2 separate regions of the Homo sapiens genome follow, and region 1 is linked to region 2. The links are chromatin contacts, found by Hi-C or POLR2A ChIA-PET in ENCODE. All regions are on one chromosome and are shown on one strand. Each heading gives the region's core, a stretch centred on a gene start or an enhancer-like site at or near the end of the contact. The rest is flanking DNA. Distances are from core to core; before and after follow the strand shown. Region 1 overlaps TMEM154 (transmembrane protein 154). Region 2 has its middle 59 kb from the start of FBXW7-AS1.

Evidence for each region. Hi-C counts contacts between places; a loop is a spot of excess contacts on that map. ChIA-PET counts read pairs that join two places held with the same protein, here RNA polymerase II (POLR2A). Pooled maps may share reads with other maps.
Region 1: a loop to region 2 is called in a pooled map, with 2.2 times the contacts of the local background. The contact joins two enhancer-like sites. A Hi-C loop is called at or near these places in 1 of 168 maps with a recorded cell type or tissue (breast epithelium) and 1 of 50 pooled maps. POLR2A ChIA-PET finds 5 or more read pairs at or near these places in 1 of 52 experiments (OCI-LY7).

Annotation. Positions count from the first base shown.
Region 1 is chr4:152,641,448-152,644,796 of GRCh38, reverse strand. TMEM154 (transmembrane protein 154) reads left to right here. Exons shown (of 7, transcript NM_152680.3): 4 at 355-382; 5 at 1,624-1,709. Among named protein-coding and RNA genes, the nearest start is that of TMEM154, 37 kb to the left of the region's middle. RefSeq lists enhancers at 309-368, 1,514-1,583. Within about 2 kb of position 1,321, at least 6 of the 41 ENCODE cell types and tissues checked have a DNase peak (open chromatin) inside an H3K27ac peak, as active enhancers do.
Region 2 is chr4:152,277,172-152,280,657 of GRCh38, reverse strand. No RefSeq gene overlaps it. Among named protein-coding and RNA genes, the nearest start is that of FBXW7-AS1, 59 kb to the left of the region's middle. Within about 2 kb of position 2,042, at least 2 of the 41 ENCODE cell types and tissues checked have a DNase peak (open chromatin) inside an H3K27ac peak, as active enhancers do.

The DNA.
Region 1 (3,349 bases), core at 72-2,571, 360 kb before region 2:
TACTGAAGGAGGCCAAGGAGCAAGCCCTCTTGTTTCACCCTCCCTTGCCTTTCCTTACCAATGTTTTCCTCTTCTTGTGGATGTAAAAAATAAAGACGGATGAACATCTGGTCTGAAGTGAGCGTTCTCAGCAGACCATCCACATCTAAAAGAAAGCAGATTTCACACGGATTAGGACCTCGTTTTAATATGGCAATCCACACTTCTTTGACTCTAAGTTAATGATCGCTCCTTTAAAAATGTTACTTAATGTCATTTTGCTCTCTTTGTAAAGGAGACTTCAGCTGTTGTTGAAATTAAAAGTTGTTACAGAAGAACAAAGCTAACATGACCTTTATGTTCATTTCCTTTTAGATGAACTGGGAAGTGAAAACGTGAAAGTGTAAGTTTTCCCTGCTGCTTCTGATCCACCTGGGGTGTGAACAGCAACTGTTAAGGTGGACAGCTGCCTTTTCAGGTGTTTTTGTTCTGACATCTTGCGGGACTCTCCTGCTTCCCAGGCGGGGTTGGAGATCCTTGGCAGCCTGAGGGAGGATGTGCTGGCATCCCCAAACCCTATCCAGCGTGTGAGTGTGATCTGGGCAAAGACAGCTTGGCATCTGTTTTATTTCATTGTCCTACATTCAGAAAAGAATCCTGACTGCTACCAATTTCAAGTGCATAGCAGTTAAATATTCTATCCCTAGCTGTATTTCAAGGACATTGGTTCATTTACTCTGATTAGAAATTTTATCACCAGGAAAGATACTTGAGCTGGTATTTAGCAGGGAGCCCTGGTCGAAGCAGAAGTTCACACAGCAAGAACCCCCAGGGATGGGAGAGAGAGAGGAGGAGAAGGGAAGAGTGGGAGGAGCAGGAGGAAGGGAGAGGAGGGAGGGAAGGAGGGGTGGGAGAGAGAAAAACAAGCCTCCACTCAGAAGCATGTTCTGGGGTGATGCCATATCCTCCCCATCTTCCAAGCAGCCTCCTGGTTTAGAAACTTTATCGCTTCCTCTACGCAGTGTACCGCCTACGCTGCTTTCAGAGCTGGTGGTCCATCCTTCCCCAACCCCATCTCCACTAACCACGGACTCTGTCCCCTGACTGTGCACTTTGAGCTTCTGCAAGTGAGGGCGGTGAATTTCTGAAAGCAACTGCTCCATTTCTCCAAGAGAGAAAGGCCTGGGAATTGAAGGGACAGGTGATAACTGTAGCCTGTTGACAGTGGCCTCTTGACCTGGGGCACTGATCAAAAAACCCCAAGGAACAGGAAGTGAAATTAAGCAAGGCTAAAATGCTTCATATGGCAACTCCCCGGAAGGGCCTCACCCTGGGAGCCTTGCAGACTTGACTTTGCACCTTCAGGGGAGCAGTCAGCCTCCTGGGTTCCCTTTTTTGTCCACTTGTTGGGCCTGTGGGCACCCCACTTTTGGACCTGTGATAAATGTATGTTTGTTTGTGTGGTAGCCTTTCTTCCTATTAAAGTTTGGTAGTTTGGAATAGGGCAAGCCCCCAGGCTTCCCTAGAGCATAAGGCACTGAATCAAGTTCATCTTCCTCAGGATCAGCATTCTAGTCTCTTTCCAAATGAAATTAGGCATCTTTCACATTTCTTTCTAACAAGTCTTTTGCTCTCTATTTCTAGCCCTATTTTTGAGGAAGATACACCCTCTGTTATGGAAATTGAAATGGAAGAGCTTGATAAATGGATGAACAGCATGAATAGAAATGGTATGTGGTAACCTAAAGTTGTTTTTTTTCTTTCCTCTCTAGTAACAGAAGGCTGCAACAGCTTTATAAATATCTCAATAAATCCTGGAGTGAGACAGAAGAACCCAATCCCACATTAGATCTGGTACATGCAGATAATAAACCTGGTCTGACAATACTTAAATATTCAGCTTAATTGTTGCCACTTGTTTTTATTTCTGTACAAGTTGTTGAAATGGTCTTTTTGAAGCAGAAAATGGTATTTTATTCAAGAAAGGAAATCTCTGAGGCCAAATGATCTGGAAAAAGTTAGCATCTGGCATTACCTTATACATTACAGAATTTAAAGATCTACAATTTTAAACTGACTATGGATATAAAACTTTATCAAATGTAGTATCCATAGATCTGTGCTGTTCAACGTAATAGATAATCACCAAATGTGGCTATTTAAATTTAAATTAATTAAAATTAAAATTAAAAAATATTGAGTGTTTAGTAGCCAATGGCTACTAAGTGGACAGTGTAATGTAGAATATTTCTATCACTTTAGAATGCTCTATTGGACATTGCTCATGTAGATGGTGATATACATACCCCATATAACAATTTCCAATTGATATCTGGCAGTAATGGAAGTATATGTTCCTTACTTTTTAGTAAATCAATAATGGGACTTTAAAATGATGACAGCTGCTTTTTCTTTTTCAAATTCCCTTTAAAAATTAATTATTTTTACTACTTAGATTAAATGAATAAAACCCAGCATTATCATGTCATTTGTATTTTTTACCATTTATCTTAAAAAAATACCCTAGGGTCTGTCAAATTCAACACTCTACAGTAGAGTTAGAAAATTCAGAGACTGGTTATAAGAACTATTACTACCAGGCCAGGCACGGTGGCTCACGCCTATAATCCCAGCACTTTTGGAGGCCGAGGCGGGTGGATAACCTGAGGTCAGGAGTTCGAAACCAGCCTGGCCAACATGGTGAAACACCATCTCTACTGAAAATACAAAATTAGCTGGGTGTGGCACATGTCTGTACTCCCAGCTACTAGGGAGGCTGAGGCAGGAGAATAGCTTGAACCCAGGAGGCGGAGGTTGCAGTGAGCCGAGATTGTGCCACTGCACTCCAGCCTGGGTGACAGAGCGAGACTCCATCTCAACAAAAAAAAAAAAAAAAAAAAAAAAAAAAAAAAAAGAATTATTGCTACCAGAGGCTTATCAAGGTGTGATTTCAAAAAAGAGCCACTCAGCTAACTTGTACAATTTCTAACAGTTTTTCATATTGAGGAAAGAAGGACTCTGTAAAGCCATTCTATTTGAGGATGGGGCGGGTCATTGAGATAGTCCTTCAGGAGTCTCGTTTTGTTGTTTTTCAGTTGCTAAAAGTAATATGCATACATAGTAGAATTTGGAAAATGCAAAAAAAAAAAAAAAAAAGGTAGAAGAAAAAAATTCACCACAGAAAGGCAATCTCTTCTTGCTATGTTGTTGTATTACGTTTTGTGCCAGAGATTTTGTGAAATATAAAATCATGATTCTGTCATACTCACTAAAACCAGAAAACTGGAAAAGGCATTTCTATTTGACAACTAAAGCTGAGTTATTTTGACACATAGGTGATAGAATCAAAGAATTTTTTTGCCCTTAAAAA
Region 2 (3,486 bases), core at 793-3,292:
GTCTCACTCTGTCACCCATGTGTGGTAGCATGATCACAGCTCACTGCAGCCTCCACCTCTTAGGGTCAAGCAATCCTCCTGTCTCAGCCTCCCAAGTAGCTGGGACTACAGGCACAAGTCAGCAATGCTCAGCTAAATTTTTAATTTTTTGTAGAGACAGGTTCTCATTACGTTGCCCACAGTGATCTTGAACTCCTGGCCTCAAGGGATCCTCCTACCTCGGCCTACCAAAGTGCTGGGATTACAGTTTGTGAGCCACCACACCCAGCTGGATGCACTTTTTATCTCACTTGTTACCTTTTATGTTTAGTGTGGTAAATTTTTCCCCCGTCTCTCTCACAACTGTTAGTGAATTCAGGTTCTGTCTTAAGATCAGCTTCCCCCATGGATATGGAAGCTCCCTGAGGGAAGGGTCACAACAGTGCCAGGCACGTAGCAGATGCCCAGTAAATACATAGTAGGATGAATGACCATCAGCCACAGGCATCATGGAATTAGGAAATTATCCACACATGGTGGGGACCACCCCCTCACCATCGCCTATCCCACCTGCTCTGGGCATGGTGATGACGGTGGTGCTGGCCAAGGCAGCCCTGCCTGGCAGTGCATTGCTCCGGGCTCCGTGACTCCAGTGAGAACAAGGCACCAAACCCTTTGGAACTGTGGACACTTGACTCATTTCAGAGTTTATGGTCAAGGGCAGTTGCCTCATATTAGGTGCTGAACACAGGCCAGCCAATGTGCTGAGCTTTTTACAGGCTCCTTCTTCAACATATGTGGATATGAAATAAATCAGATCCAGTAAAAGCTGACACGTCTGAGTGAGGGATGCGGGCTGAGATGGAGACAAGTACCCATGCTAAAGACTGTTCTGGCAGGGGCTGAGCCTAGGGCTGGGGCTGCTCCCCTGGTCCTGTGTGTCCTTCCCCAGCTTGGCTGCAGTTGGAGGCGATGCCCCAGGGGACACTCTCAAGGTCTGGGTGCAGTGGTGAGCATGGGCCTGGGGGGCTGTGTCCTCAGGGAGCTCCCAGCTGTGAAGAAAAGCACCTGTCCTCAGCCTGTGCTCTCAGGCCTGAGAGCTCCAGGTCACCTAACCCTGCAAGTGAACTTCTAGTGACGCCAGATTTGGGCTGGCCTTAGGTGACCTGGGGAGGGGAAGGGGGACTGAACTGTTTTCCCGCCATATGCAGGATAATCAGAAGCCAGTGCAGGGCCCGCCCATACCCTCCGAAGAGACCCACCCTCCTGCCCAGGGCGTATCGGATGTGGGGGAGAAGAGGCCTTCTCAGGCTCACCCCCACGCTGGAGCTAAGGTGGCACTGACAGGGCCAGGGAAGGGCAGTCAGACGGAAGGGAGGAGGCCCTGGGTGGGCAGCACAGAAGAAGCCTCAGGCATCAGCTGCTCTGGCTTTTGCCTGGAAGTGGAGGATGAGTGGAGACACTGGGATTTAGTCATCAGGAGGCCATGGGTGACCGTCAGGAAGGCATTTTTGGGGAGTGGCAAGGGGAGCCCAGATGCGGGGCTGGGAACTTTCCCTGGCAGGAGAAACATTTCCTCAAGAATTGGAAAGAGCTTTGGCCTGAGGAATTCTGGGACAAGCTGGTGTCACCCGAGTGGTGTCACCTGGAGACCCTCCCAAGCCCTGTCATGGGGAGGTTTGCAGCCTGCAGCAGGATTGGGGTGTTGGGGTTTCCCAAGCTGCCCTTAGAGCTGGCCAGGCAGGTTTGCAGAATAATTACAAGGGCCCGATGTGGAGAGTGTTTGCATATGATTTGCACATGAATAGCCTGAGCTTTCTGTTCCCAGGCAATTTTCAAGTTAAATATTAATTGTTGCTGCCCTTAGGGTTTTCATTTCTTGATTCTGCCTTCTCTGTTTCTTCTCACCCACTTGCTGTCAGTGACTCAGATCTCTGCATGGCGGGGGAAGGGAGGGAGATGCCAGGGTGGGAGGCAGGGGCTGGGTGTACAAGGAAGGGAAAGAACGCAGAGGCGGAGCTGGCAGGTGTTGGGGAGATCAGATACCTACTCCATACAAAAGCAATAAGCATGCAAAGCAACAGACCAGCCAGCGCTGCTACAGAAACTTCCCGGAACTCTCCCAGCCCCAGGCAAGGTCCTATCTTTCTTAGTGATGTGGAGAGCTGTGGTCTCTTGGCCCTACCCTAGGCCAGAAGGACAGTGCCATCTACTTCCTGTCAGCCTGCTTTCCAGGCTCACATGGTTCCATCTCCCCTGTCACCAGAGGTCCTGGCCACAGGCAGCATGTAGGTAGGGCAAGGACAAACTGTCCTGGCTAGAGCTGTGCAGTGCAGCAGTTAGCTCACAGGCTCTATGGCCAGCTGTGCCTGGATTTGGATCTTGGCTGTGTGATCTAACTGTGAAGCTTTGGCAACTGACTTACCATCCAAGGGCCTCAGTTTCCTCTTCTGTAAAACAGAGCTACCAGTAGTGCTTGCCTCATGTTGGTGTTGTAGGGTTGAAGCCAGCTAGTGTGTGTGAAGTACTTAGCCTTGGGCCTTCCTGGCATGTAGACTGTGCTCAATGCAACGGAGCTGTAGATAGTCCTAACCCACGAGTGGGCTGCCTGGTCTCAGCTTTGCACAGTGCCAGGCGCCCCTCACCAGCATTTGATCATCCAGCTTCAGCTTGAACATTTCCTGAGGCAAAGGTTCTCTAGCTCTGTTCTCCTGAGGGTTGTTTGTGACACACACATTATAATTATGGTAAAGGGCCTTTGAGAAGGGAACTCAGAGCCTTTCCAGACAGCAACTTCTGTTCTTCACCAACTCTCATTAGGAGGAAGGACTTCCTTGGGCCGCCTCTGAGCTCCACCCTTGCCAATGGACTCAAATCTGTCCTCTGGGGTAGGAAAGCCTGAAACCCCCTCTTCTCTCTGAGAGCTCATCAAAGATTTCAGGATGGCGCTCCTTTCCTGGGTCTCTTCTTCCCAAGCTGTTTAGACCAAACAACTCGCCCTATCCCCAAAACGTGATGGGTTCCTCAGAGTGGTCTTTGCTGAGCCACTGATAGGGAAGAGGATTCCCCCTTGAGGTTCTCTACCTTGGCCCTGGCTGGGTCCAGAGTCCTCCTGAGGGCGTGAATAACAGCTTAATGTTGATGACAGCTACCTCTTGTTGCGTGTGCTGGGCACTGTGCTAAGTGCTGAAATGCAGACTCTCTTTCCATCTTCACACTCTGAGAGGAAGGGTTATGACCATTACCCCCATTTGCTAGCTGTGGGAACTGAGGCTTAGAGGGGCTAAGGAATTTTCCCCAGATAGCTCAACTGTTATGCTGGGAGACAAAGTGTGATCCAGACCACCGGCAGCTGCCTGCTGTGGGGCCACCTCTCTATGAGGATTTCCCCCCCAACCAGGTTGTCTTTTATTTTTCTTCTGTAGGAAGTGAATGGGCTTGACATATGAATCCTAGAATCTGCCTGTCTCGGTATCTGCACTGTGAGCACTATTTGGGTGTGTGCTT